Regions from separate parts of the Homo sapiens genome. Here all the other regions are linked to region 1. A link is a contact called in ENCODE Hi-C or POLR2A ChIA-PET data. All regions are on one chromosome and are shown on one strand. The core of a region is the stretch at or near the end of the contact, and the rest is flanking DNA. Distances in the headings are between cores, read along the strand shown. Region 1 holds the start of PARPBP (PARP1 binding protein). Region 2 overlaps LINC02456 (long intergenic non-protein coding RNA 2456). Region 3 holds the start of CHPT1 (choline phosphotransferase 1).

Region 1 (4,230 bases), core at 963-3,462:
AAAGATACATGCCACTTGCAATATAATTAAATTATAGACACAATCTATGATGCAACTTAAAGATACAGGTAGAAGATTAGAGATTAATTATTTACATAAATGCAAATCCTAGTAAATAGCTAAGAATTGTATTTCTCTTCAAAAAATCACCCTCATCTCTTGAAAGAAAAAAGAAAGTGAAGAACTGTCAGCTTCAGTGACATGGTCACTTTGCCTGAAATACATTTTTAGGAGTAAATTACTTACTGGTATTATTTAAAGGTAGTATTATGAGATTTGATTGCTATGAATGAAGACTCACTTGGGAATTAGGCCATTCTGAAATGTGGCTCCACCACTTACTGGCTGCGAGATCTTGGCCAAGTTACATCACCTTTCCCTGCCTCAGCTTCCTCATAATGAAAATGAAAACCCTATCCCATAGGGTTTTATGACAAGTCAACGACATAAACACAAGTAAAGCTTTTAGAACAGTGCCTGGCATGTATAAAAGCACATTAGCTATTATCATGCATTATGAGTTTCTAAGTTGTTTTGAGTTAAAAGTAAAAGAGCATTGCCTGGGCATGGTGGTTCACACTTGTAATCCCAGCACTTTGGGAAGCCGAGGCTCACCTAAGGTTAGGAGTTCGAGACCAACCTGGCCAACATGGTGAAACCCTGTCTACTAAAAATTAGCTGGGTGTGGTGGTGTGTGCCTCTAACCCCAGCTACTTGGGAGGCTGAGACAGGAGAATCGCTTGAACCAGGGAGGCGGAAGTTGCAGTGAGCCAAGATAGCACTACTGCACTCCAGCCTAGGTGACAGAGTGAGACTCTGTCTTAAAAAAAAAAAAAAAAAAAAAAAAAAGAGCATTACTATGGTGACAGAAAACCAAGAGTCTCATTCAGGGATCAGCTAATTTTTTCTAAAGGAACAAACAGTAAATATTTGAGGCATGCACAACTACTCACTTTGACCTTCTAGTGTGAAAATAGCCATGGACATACATAAACAAACAAATGAGTATAGCTGTGCTCCAATAAAACTTTTTTTATGGACACTGAAATTTGAATTTCATGTAATTTTTACACATCACAAAACATTATTCTTTTCATTTTTTCCCCCAACCATATAAACACGTAACACTCCTTCTTAGCTCAGGAGCTGGCTGCACAAAAACAGGCAGCACAGCCAGTTTGCCAACCCCTGGTCTAGTCCCAGCTCTTCCTGTAGCTAGCTGGCTGTGGGAGCCTATGCCATAAGCCTTACACGTGGTTCCTAGGTGGAGGCATCATCACACAGAAATACTTGCCTTCCAGTCCCTTGTGAGAAGTCAATGAGACAATAAATATGCAAGCACTCTGAATGGCAGGCTGCACTATACAAAAAAACAGTAGCCAAAGGCAGCAGCGATAACACTTGTTTTTAAAAAATTGGATTCCAAGTTGCTCTAGAGCAAAAACTGTGAGACAGAAAATTGTCACTGGGCAGGCAGTGTGAAATGGTTGAAAGAACTACACTTCCGAGTCAGATATCACTTCCAGGCTCCCCCTTTATGACCTGTAGTCCTTCGGTATTTAAAATCTCTAATGAGCATAAGTTTCTTCACCTGCAAAACCAGGAAGGGAATTCCTACCTCACAGAATGAGACGTTAGTGAAACAAGTACATAACCCACCTAGTGCCAGGCATTTAGTAGGTGCTCAATTTAAAAATTGCACTCAACATCATTATCAGTGTTCGAGTGCAAGTCCCAAAGGTTCCTTGGGAGGCTGTAACTAATCAGGAGTAGGAGAAAGTTGAGGAATTGGAGTCCGTGTACATAGTGGGACTAGAACCCAGGTTTCCTGCCTAACTAATGGAAGTTAAGCAGGCCTCTACGGGCCTGTCTTCCAAGCTGCAGACGAACCCTCAGGACCTACCAGCTCCATCGCTAGATACTGTGAACTCCGCCTACAGCCCCCAGGCCCAACCAGGCTCGAGCGTCAAGTCACTGCACCATAATACTTCGGTCCCACGGCACTTTGCTACGACCGAGGTATTACAGTGCAAAACACCCTCAAAAGCCACAGCCTGAATCACCACTTAAAAATGCGACAGGGCAGGTAGGGCAGACGCGAGACTTACGTGATTAGGGGTAGACCCGAAGACGTACTCTTCAGTGTGCGGAAGGATCCCCAACGGGATGCCCTCCCGCGGCCGCCGCAGTCGCCGCTGTCGCCGCTGAATACAGTTCAAACCTCGCGGGAGGCCCCGGGAGCCAATCGCTGCGCTCGCCCTCCGACCCGGAAGCAGAGCCACAGCGCGTCGCGGCAGCCCCCAAGGAAGACCAGCCTGCCTCTGGTCGGTTCCTGGCGCTCTGCGGTGCGTATCGAGCTGGGAGCCCGAGAGGCCGGGATGCTTTTCTGCCGGCCGCCCAGCCTTGCCACTCTATTCCCAGGAGTTCTTCCTTCCCACTTCGGGCCCCGGGAGGTGGGAGCGGGGTCTTGAGGAACTCGCCTGGCCCGGGGAGAGGTGTCGGCGCTCATTGCAGAGACTTATCTTGTTCCCTCCCTTCTTCTCTGCCGTTGTAGTTTTACAGGGGCAAGTCCTGTCCAACGTGTACGGTGAGGCCCCGGCCACTGCTTTAATGAGCAGTAGGTGTAGGGACGGAACAATTTCGTGACCTCGAATCTCTTGCACTTCTATACCTCTCTGTCTCCGTGTCCATAACACTTGCTGGTCACCCTTCAAAAGTCTCCAGTCCCTGATGTCCATTCCTAAAGTTACTAGTTTATAAGCGTCTCGAGGTGGGACTCATTCTCAGTACATACTCTTAAGGTGCTTGATATGTTTGTTACTGAGTCCAGCTGTTTTCAGGACAACCCTTGTGTCGAATTTTTTAAAAAACCAAAAACTCTAAAACCCATAATTCTCATGTGGGAATGCTACTTCCAGAATGCACACTAGTCCCTGACAGGTTAAGGTCTTCTGCCTAGTTTTAAGAATATTATTATTTTAATTTTTAAGTTCCGGGATACGTGTGCGGGACGTGCAGGTTTATTACAAAGGTAAAACGTGTGCTATGGTGGTTTGCACACCCATCACCTAGGTATTAAGCTCCACATGCATTAGCTATTTATCCTGATGCTCTCCCTCCGCCCAACCCCCTGAACATTATTTTTATATCACACATTTTGGTACTCCTTAACAACAGATCCTGTATTTTCTATCTGTTTATATTATAGCCCTTTTCACGTTGAGTCATAACTATCCCTAAACTGTGGTCTCCTTCAAGCCAGGAGGCTGTTTTTTTCTTCATTAGCGCTGGTTCTCCACACACAATGAAGTCTTCCAAATCCTGGCCCTGCTTATGAGCTTGGCAAGTTAGTTAACCTACTGAAGCCTCAGTTTCTCCATCTACAAAATGGAGACCAGAGGTAGTACCTGCCTTTAGATTTGTACAGATACCAGATGTGATCATGTCAGTAAAATGCTTAATATGGTACCTACAAATAGTGGTTCATAAAAGTTATTAATTTTTATTAACATTTGCTGTTAAAATGATTCCATCTTCAGATGAAATACTATTTGTTTTAGATAATCTAAACAGAACTTTGCAGTGTTATTGTCTGCTAGAATCACAGATATGGGAAAGAGCTGTGGAGCAAATGTGGAACCATTAATAACTAGATTTAATATTTTTCCTGCAGTTTCTGTCCCTTGATAAGTACTTTAAATGTTTCTTTTGAGCTTTCTGTCTCATTGTAACACCACAACCTTATTTTGATGCATTTGCTGAATGACTAACATATTGACCATTGTAATTGTACCTGTGCTCTAATCCACAGTTTCGTGACCTTGTCCAGTAGAAGGCTATTTAATTTTCACAACTGCTTGAATTTTGACATACAAGATGAAGCAAGATGCCTCAAGAAATGCTGCCTACACTGTGGATTGTGAAGATTATGTGCATGTGGTAGAATTTAATCCCTTTGAGAATGGGGATTCAGGAAACCTAATTGCATATGGTGGCAATAATTATGTGGTCATTGGCACGTGTACGTTTCAGGTTAGTCTACAAAACTGCACCGAATGACAGTGAACATATTTCACTACTAAGAGAACTTACACAAACCAAATCTAAACTTTGAAAGTATATTGAGTTTGAATGTTAAAAAAAAAAAAGATAAGATCCATAGAGAAAGATGTTCCCAGTTATATGTGCCTGAGATTTATGTAAACATTATATAGATAGTGAAAAAGAATG
Region 2 (4,230 bases), core at 955-3,454, 440 kb before region 1:
TGATACGCCAAAATTTAATCACATGGCCACACATAGCTGCAAGGGAGGCTAAGAAGTAGAGGTAGCTAGGCAGCATGCGTCTAGCATAATTCTGTCACCTTGTGTCTCCCCACAAAGAGGAGAATGGGCTTGCAGAGATGGCTAGTTGTCTTGGCCCCAGCATGCAAAGCCTTCACAGTATCTCTGTATGCATCCACAATCTATCTAGGGAGACAAAATAATAAAATCCTTACAAATTACAGTAAATGTCATAAAGGAAAGGTACATGATCCTTAAGAACATAGAATGGGAGGACTGACCGGGTCAAGGCCGGAACATCCAGTCAGCAGGAAGAGCCCATGAAAAGGCCTGGATGCAGATGATGGGGGAGCTGGTTAGAAGCTCAGATCCTGGAGCCAGACTTCCTCTAGAAGACTGAAGAAGGTTTGAGTCTTAGCTCTAGAACTTACTGACTGTGAGACCTTGGAGGAGTCATTTAACCTCTTTATGTCTTAGTCCCTTGTTTGTGGAATAATAAACATTATTATTATATAATATAGCAATAACTATAATTATTATATCAGTACCTTTGTTATGAGGACTAATTGTAAATGCTATACTATAGGCACATACTAAATATAGCTAACACTACCTAGGGATATGGGGAACATCCATCTCAGGTCAGAATTTTAACAAGTAGTAATCTAGGTGAAGAGCTGTCTGGTAGTGGTTATTTAGGATTTTCTAGGCAAAGACACAGGCTTTTATTATTGCAAGTAATTCAAGAGTTTCTATCTCTTAGTCTGTGAAAAAACCCAGGCTTGACCAAATATGCTCATTCCATGGAACGAGGGGAAATGTCTAACTAGTCCATCTTTGTGCTGCTGCCACCAGAGTAGGAATAAATCATGTTATTTGTACATTATACATTGGTACAGGAATTCTCAAGGGGTGGCAACAAAGAACTTCAATGTATATAGTCAGGTGGACATTCCCTTTTTTTTTTTTTTTTTTGTCGACTCAAAGGAAAAACTTCCCCTTCACTGAGGGTTTGCTGAAAATCAACTGATCAAAGGCAGATTAATAGGGGGAAAAGCATACAGGTTTATTAAATCATAGTTTTATATGACGTGGGGAACTTCAGCATGAAGACCTAAGGATATAGGGGGAACTATCCATTTTATGTGTAGGTTAAGGAAGTATGGACAGCTGTGTAGAAAGAGGATGGAACAGAAAGGCTATGACCTAATGCTACTAGACTAAGTGGCGAAAACCAGCAAGGACTGTCTGTCTAGATTCTTCTTGGCCTCTCTGAGCAGCGTTCCTTCCTTCTGGGTGTGGGGCAGGACCTTCTCTGGAATGAGGATCTTATGACCTGCAATCAAGCAGGTCAGATAATTTATTTAAGTCTAGTTTTTACACAGAAAGGAGGGAAGGGGTTAGAGTACTATTTTCAGGTTTTATGGCCGGCTTTGGTGAAAAGGGGGTCTGTTTTCTTTTTTTTTATTATTATACTTTAAGTTCTAGGGTACATGTGCACAACGTGCAGGTTTGTTACATATGTATACATGTGCCATGTTGGTGTGCTGTACCCATTAACTTGTCGTTTACATTAGGTATATCTCCTAATGCTGTCCCTCCCCCCTCTCCCCACCCCACAACAGGCCCCGGTGTGTGATGTTCCCCTTCCTGTGTCCAAGTGTTCTCCAAAAGCAATGGCAACAAAAGCCAAAACTGACAAATGGGTTCTGTTTTCTACAACCCACTTTGGGGAAGAAGGATTCTAATGTCTACAGCAAGCCTCAGGGTAGACTGAGGGGCAGGAGGGCAGGAGAAAGTGACAGAGAAACGTTTGCTTCTGAGGCTGCTGCTGAGGCCTTCATTTTGAGGTGTTATATTTTGAGCCCCAACAGTCTGTGCATATTCCTTTGTGTTTTCAAAATCAGTGAATTTCAAATCTAAGTTCCCCTTACACTGCGCAGTTCATGTGTTCTACAATGGTCATTTGGGGCCTCCTCTCATGCCTGGCATTAGATAGATCCGGGGTCTTCTGTAGGACCCTGAAACAGGGAGTCCCCCTTATCCACCAAGCACTGTAGAGATGCATTAGTTCTGTTTTCTCTTCTGGTGGTCCCTTCAGATCGTGGGACTGCAAAGTGACTCTGGGGAGCCCAGTGTTTATTTGTGGCCTCTGCCACTGTCCCCTCTGAGATCAGCCACCTCCTTGGAGCACTGCCAGGGAGTGACGATGTAGGAACCTTGTCCACTGCTCCCAGAAACCACAAACCTCTGCCCCCTTCCTACTGTCTGAGATTTCTTTTTTTAGCTTGGGAGAATCTTCCTCCCACTGTTTACCTTTTCCTCAGGGCTATCCTCTCTCTCCTCAAACTCTCTAGACTAGAGCACCTAGAAAATACCCTCAGTGGCATGGAATTTTGAAAACAAAAGCCAGGAAAGACAATTGTTTATATCCTTCATTCCTTGCCACATACCTGCCTGAGACCAAGGAAGCAGGCTCCTGCTGCCTGCTAAGTTGGGGAACTGCAGAGGAGGAAACCCAGGAAGAAGGAATGAAATGGGAAATAATTATCTTGCTACAACAATGGCACCTGTGTTTCTGTCCACCTAGGGAGCCATTTTTATCAGAAACTTCCAAATTTGCCTCTTTCAGAGGTCTCTCCTTCCCTTTCTGCCCCAAAGTGCAGGACTCCAGCAACAGCAAGTCGGATACCCTGAGAAGAGGCCCCCAGACATTGTGTGTGCATGTTTGCTTGTTTTAGTGTGCTTGCATTTGTTTCGATTAACAGTTGCACTAGTTATCAATGATTAAATGTCTGCAGTTTTTTCACATAAAATCAGGATATCTTGGCTTTTTTTTTTGGACTCTTCCAAAGTACCGAAGCTGCATTCCCAAATGGCGACAGTGGAGCGCTGACTAGTGAACCTTGTCCTCCTTCAGATGGAGTGCGCGTCACCTGGTTTCCTACAGAACCCAGCACCCCTAACTCCCTAAAATCCAGGTCTGGTGCCAGATGCCAAGTATCATTTAATTGGGATACTGTTTTCTAACCCTACAGATCAGAGGAAAATAACTATTTTATGGACCCATGTTTAATGTAGAGAAGTTAAAGGCAGACCAAGAGCAAAGAGGGCATTTTTGCTTTAGGAAAAGTGGGAGTGAGGGCATTTCCTTGTGGAAGTGAAAATATTTGCACATGTTTAGTATGCGTGCGAAGTGTGTCTGGGTCTGAGAATACAACTTCAGAGTAGAGTTGCCAGATGAAATACGGGATACAGTTGAATTTGAATTTCAAATAAACAATGGATTTTTTTTAGTGGGAGTATGTCCCAAATATTGCACAGGCAATATACTTTTAGTTTAAAAAATCATTGTTTCTCCAAAATTTAAATTTAACTGGAAATTTTGTACTTTTTTCCCCTCCTAAATCTAGCCATCTTACCGGAGAGGCTGTTGGAAATCAAATCTGTCTCCTTGCTCATTTTCTTTACCTGCCATGCCTATTTCCTGCTATGGTGGTGCAGGGAAGGTAGAAGCACAGGCTCTAGAGAATTCAGAATTGCAACCTTTAAATGTAGATAGCAAAGGCTGCATTTCGAATCTAAATATGGACCTTGAGCAAGTACAGACAAAGAGAATGAAGCTTCTTTTTAATAAGGATCTTAGTACCCAGAGAGAAGACTTTTGTGTGAAAATATCAGAGATTTGGCCAGGTGCAGTGGCTCATGCCTGTAATCCCAGCACTTTGGGAGGCCGAGGTGGGCAGATCACCTGGGGTCAGGAGTTCAAGACCAGCCTGGCCAACACAGTGAAACCCCGTCTCTACAAAAATTAGCCAGGCATGATGGCGCATACCTGTAATCCCAGCTACTCGGGAGGCTGAGGCAGGAGAATCACTTGAACCCGGGAGATGGAGGTTGCAGTGAGCCAAAATCATGCCATTGCACTCCAGCCTGGGCAACAGAGAGAGACTCTGTCAAAAAAAAAAAAAAAAAAAATTCAGAGGTTTTAAGAACATAAGATCCCAGTGGATAGTTTTTTGTTTTTTTTTTTAAATCGAAAACAGATCTGAACAAAGATAATTCCCTAACCACAACTCGTCAAGGGGTTTTAGCAAATGCTTAGTGAGAAGCAATTAGACATTACTATGTGCCATATAGTTTCCCAGGTCACATATGATTGTGTTTGTGTGATCATTAAACTAGTTGTGATCTTCATTCCACTCATTCTCA
Region 3 (4,230 bases), core at 1,216-3,715, 420 kb after region 1:
AATCAAAACTAAATTTTATTATGTGTTTTCAGGATGTTGTCTGATAACAGTAATATTTTTAATGTGTTGAGTGATATTTTTAATTTGTTAGGCACATCGCAATCTTTTACATTTATCTGCATATATATCATTTGGTCCTCACTGCATCCTTGTCAAGTTGTTTTGGCAGGCATTATTTTCTATTGTATCTGTGGGAACACAGACCCAGCAGGTCTGTGGTGGAAGAGCCAGTTAGAAACCAAGACCTCCACTTCCAACCCAGCTATCCTTTCATTCTAACACACTCCCTCTGGTAAATTCTAGAAACAGGCAGCAAAACAGCCAAAAACTAAAGCAGCTTACTTTTTCATATGTAATATGTAAATGAATAGCAATGGCAAATGACAATGGGAATGTCTATTAAGAAATATATAATAAGCCTGGCGCAGTGGCTCACTCCTGTAAATACCAGCACTTTGGGAGGCCGAGGCAGGCGGATCACTTGAGGTCAGGAGTTCGAGACCAGCCTGGCCAATATGGTGAAACCCCGTCTCTACTAAAAATACAAAAATTAGCCGGGCGTGGTGGCAGGCACGTGTAGTCCCAGCTATTCAGGAGGCTGAGGCAAGGGAATCGCTTGAACCCAGGAGGCAGAGGTTGCAGTGAGCCGAGATCACCACATTGCCCTCCAGCCTGGGTGACAGAGCGAGACTCTGTCTCAAAAAAAAAAAAAAGAAAAGAAATACATAATAAGCATACCAATCCATTGACAAGATATTTTAAAATGTAGGCTCGATCAAATTTTTGTTTTTAAAGGATGCATGAGCCTGGCCAACATGGTGAAACCTTGTATCTACTAAAAACACAAAAGTGAGTCGGCCGTGGTGGCACGCGCCTGTAATCCCAGCTACTTGGAAGGCTGAGGCAGAAGAATCGCTTGAACCCTGAAGGCGGAGGTTGCAGTGAGCCGAGATCGAGCCACGGCACGGCACTCCAGCCTGGGTGACAGAGTAAACCCCTGTCTCAAAAACAACAACAAAATGGATGCATGCATGGAGGGCATGAAATATTTCCACTGTATTTCTGTTAATCCAACCTCAACCTCCATGAGTCCTCCACAAGGCCTACACTCAAATGATTATAAAGGGACTTCACTATTTGGAGCAGAGAATAGAAAGTAATGTCACAGAATGTGCAATGTAATATTTATCCCACGTAGTATAAACTATAGATGGGAGTGAACTCCACTCTGCCCCCTATCCCTCCACACTCAGCCCAAAGGGTGCTTCTGATGAACAGCTATCCAAAGCCTATATTTACTCCTTATTTTGTACAAAGGTCAAATGTAATTATTGCTAATAAAATGTTGGGGTTTTTTTAATCCCTAGGTTGTGATGACAAAAAAATTATTGCCTTGATAACATTCCAGTTTGTTTTTCTTGAAAAAGTCGATGAAGCAAAGAGGAAGTTACCTCTTAACTCATCTTTGATCAGTGCTACCGGTCATTTCAAGATCACTAGCTCAACCTTCCAGAAACGAACGGTTACGAAAGTATTCAAAGGGCGTCTCGGGCTTGGCACAAGTCCCTGTGCCAGGCAGGACGGAGATGGGGGTGTTCAGTCCCCAGTGTGCAAAGCACCCGACCGCGGGTCCGTCTCACAGGTTGGCGCCGCATGGGATAGCGGCTGGGCAGGCGCCCTCCGGCCCGTCCGCGGCCGTGGGGAGGATCTGCGCGGACATAGGACCTGGGGCAGTGACCTTAACAGCCCCTCCGCTGCCCAGGGGAGGCTTGGGATGGTCACGGGATTGGGATAGTGGCGTGACAGTCTCCAGGCGGCCCAGGGCGGACACCGCCCGGGGCAGTGGCCAGTCCGCCCCTCCGGGGCCCGGGAGAGGCTCAGCCGCGCGTGGGTCCGCCCTTCCCCCGGCGCCTCCAGCGACCCGCCCGCAGCGCATCTGGGGCCCGGCTCGGGCGATCGGCCAGCCCTACCTCTTCGGTGGCCGTGGGACAGTAGGAGATGAGCACGAGCGTGGTGACCACGTTGACGGCGAGCCCCAGCAGGGTGATGGAGTTGGGGGCCATCCAGAGCGGGATCCACTGGAGCAGCCAGGTCCAGTAGAGCTGCAGCGGCGGCTCGAGCAGCGAGACGCCCGCCGCGCTGTAGCGGTGCTCCTCCAGTCGCCGCAGCTGCGCCGCGCTCAGCGGCTCGCTCAGCGCCCTCAGCCAGCGCGGCGCGGACCCGGCCCCGGCGCCTGCCGCCATGGCCGCCTGAGGGCCCCGCCGCCGCCACCGAGCGCAGCCCGCGCCTGGCGCTGGGGGCAGGGAGAGGTGGAGGGAGAGGCTGGCGGCCGGGTCCTGCGACTGCCGGGCTGGACTCACCGGTCGGGCCCGCACGGCGGAGGTCGAGGTCAGGCCGGCCTGCCCGGCTGCCGGGGCCCCAGCCCCAGAAGCTGTGGGGCCGCGGCTGCGGCTCGCGGGTGGGGCGGGGCCTCGGGGAGGGGTCCGGCTGGGGGCGGGGCGGAGGGGGTCCTGCTAGGGGCGGGGAGGCGGGTGCCGCGCTCGCGGGTCACCCTCGGCGCCCGCCAACGGCAACTTGTTATCGGCGATCAAGGTCCTTGACTCCCCAGGGGCCGGCTGCACTGCGCCTGAGGTCTGATGTCTTAACCCACGGCGTCGGATTACGCCCTGAGGTCGTCTCCTCGCGGGCTGCACCACGACCGAGCCGGTTCCTCTCCTAGGGGTCGGAACACGACTCCGGTCGCCCAGTGTTAGCCACTGCAGGACCACGCTGCCCGCAGAGCCTGGGGGTTTTCGTGTGAGAACACAGTTTTGCAGGGCTCGGGTCACGGGGGTGACGGCCCCATCTGTCCTGCTTGGTAAAACACACAAGCACAATTCTCCCTTTCTGTACGGAGGAAGGCGGCCCTGCCATGTATTCGCTCTAGAGACCCATCACTGCGGATTCAGAGACCAAGGTTTTGAAACTGAAAATCAGGGCTTAGAAACACTAACAAGGAGACCGAATGGCTGAAACCCCGATACCTATTTTCTTCAGCGCATTTGATACCAACAAGGGTGAATATTTTTACACATACTCTTCCCTGGAATAAAGGGCAGGAGTGTCCTCCCCCTGCAAGGGGGAACAGGCTGGCTTGCCACACGCATTGGTAGGTCACCGGCCCCTTATCTCACAGTGCACTCACTTGGACAGGGGACATCTGTCATAAACACGTTCTGTTGCACAACCTGAGACAGGCCTGTCACTTGCTTTGCTCTTCACTTCATGGCTCTGATCTGCACGCACTTTCTAAGGCCTAGGACAAGCCAGAAATTGCTTCCAAGACACTTGTGTGGCGCAACCTCTATCGGCAAGTGCAGTTTGCCTCACGGGCTTCGTCAAACACTTGGCACAGGGGTCCACGAACTGCTGCCTGTGTGCCAGACCCAGCCCACCACCTGTTTTCCTACAGCCCTCCAGCTAAGTATGGTTTTGACATTTTTAAATGATTGGAAAAAATCAAAAGAATACAATTTTGTGTTGTGAAATTATATGAAATTCAAAGTTCAGTGCCACGAATAAAGCCATGTTTATTCCTTACCTATTGTTTGGCTGCCTTCATGCTACAAGGGCAGCAGAATTCAGTTGTGACAGACCGTATGGCTGGCAAAGCCTGGACTATGTCCTACTAGGCCCTTTAAGGAAAAAACTGGCAACCACTGCCTTAGAGCAATGAGGGTCTCTACAGACCAAGCGTATATGTCTTAGGAATATGGATCTCCTCATCTTTAGTGTGAAAAACGATGCTGACAAATGCAGGAAAGGAAATGGAATGATGGAGATCCACTTTTAACAATGCTGGTTTATGTGCAGTGAACTTGACAGTAACTACTTTTTAATTTACCGATGCCATGAACAGTCCAAGGAAAAAATCCTTTTCTAGATTAGCCGATTTCACTGTATTAAAGATAATTTTTAATGTACATCAAAAGACGTCATCAAGAGAATGAAAAGACAAGCCATAAACTGGGAAAAGGTATTTCCCTCAAAACCCACAATGAGTAGAACCCAGATTATGTAAAGAACTCCTAAAAATCAATCAGAATAAAAAATAATCAACTGGGCTATGTTCTGTTTCTATAGGAGAAGCCCTGGAACATGGTAATGTTCCAGGGTGCACTTATGAACATGAGTGAATTGCACAAGCATATGTTGACTGAAAAAAAAAAAGAAGCAGGTGTATTAGTCAGC

Evidence for each region. Hi-C counts contacts between places; a loop is a spot of excess contacts on that map. ChIA-PET counts read pairs that join two places held with the same protein, here RNA polymerase II (POLR2A). Pooled maps may share reads with other maps.
Region 2: a map of PC-9 shows a loop between it and region 1 (3-fold over the local background). The contact joins the enhancer-like site here to the promoter of PARPBP in region 1. A Hi-C loop is called at or near these places in 1 of 168 maps with a recorded cell type or tissue (PC-9) and 1 of 50 pooled maps. POLR2A ChIA-PET finds 5 or more read pairs at or near these places in 1 of 52 experiments (activated CD8-positive, alpha-beta memory T cell).
Region 3: a map of CD4-positive, alpha-beta memory T cell shows a loop between it and region 1 (4-fold over the local background). The contact joins the promoter of CHPT1 here to the promoter of PARPBP in region 1. A Hi-C loop is called at or near these places in 1 of 168 maps with a recorded cell type or tissue (CD4-positive, alpha-beta memory T cell), 1 of 37 single-sample maps with no recorded cell type and 8 of 50 pooled maps.

The regions. Positions count from the first base shown.
Region 1 is chr12:102,118,165-102,122,394 of GRCh38, reverse strand. PARPBP (PARP1 binding protein) reads right to left here and starts at 2,212. Exons shown (of 11, transcript NM_017915.5): 1 at 2,109-2,212. It overlaps NUP37 (nucleoporin 37), which reads left to right and starts at 2,281. Exons shown (of 10, transcript NM_024057.4): 1 at 2,281-2,345; 2 at 3,812-4,032. The coding sequence starts at 3,877. RefSeq lists enhancers at 809-1,366, 2,411-2,480.
Region 2 is chr12:102,561,267-102,565,496 of GRCh38, reverse strand. The region is part of intron 11 of LINC02456 (long intergenic non-protein coding RNA 2456); the gene reads right to left. Among named protein-coding and RNA genes, the nearest start is that of IGF1, 83 kb to the right of the region's middle. Within about 2 kb of position 2,204, at least 2 of the 41 ENCODE cell types and tissues checked have a DNase peak (open chromatin) inside an H3K27ac peak, as active enhancers do; they include PC-9, where a contact is called at or near this core.
Region 3 is chr12:101,695,875-101,700,104 of GRCh38, reverse strand. It overlaps CHPT1 (choline phosphotransferase 1), which reads right to left and starts at 2,465. Exons shown (of 9, transcript NM_020244.3): 1 at 1,971-2,465. The coding sequence starts at 2,243. RefSeq lists silencers at 1,732-1,921, 2,182-2,521 and an enhancer at 2,742-2,991.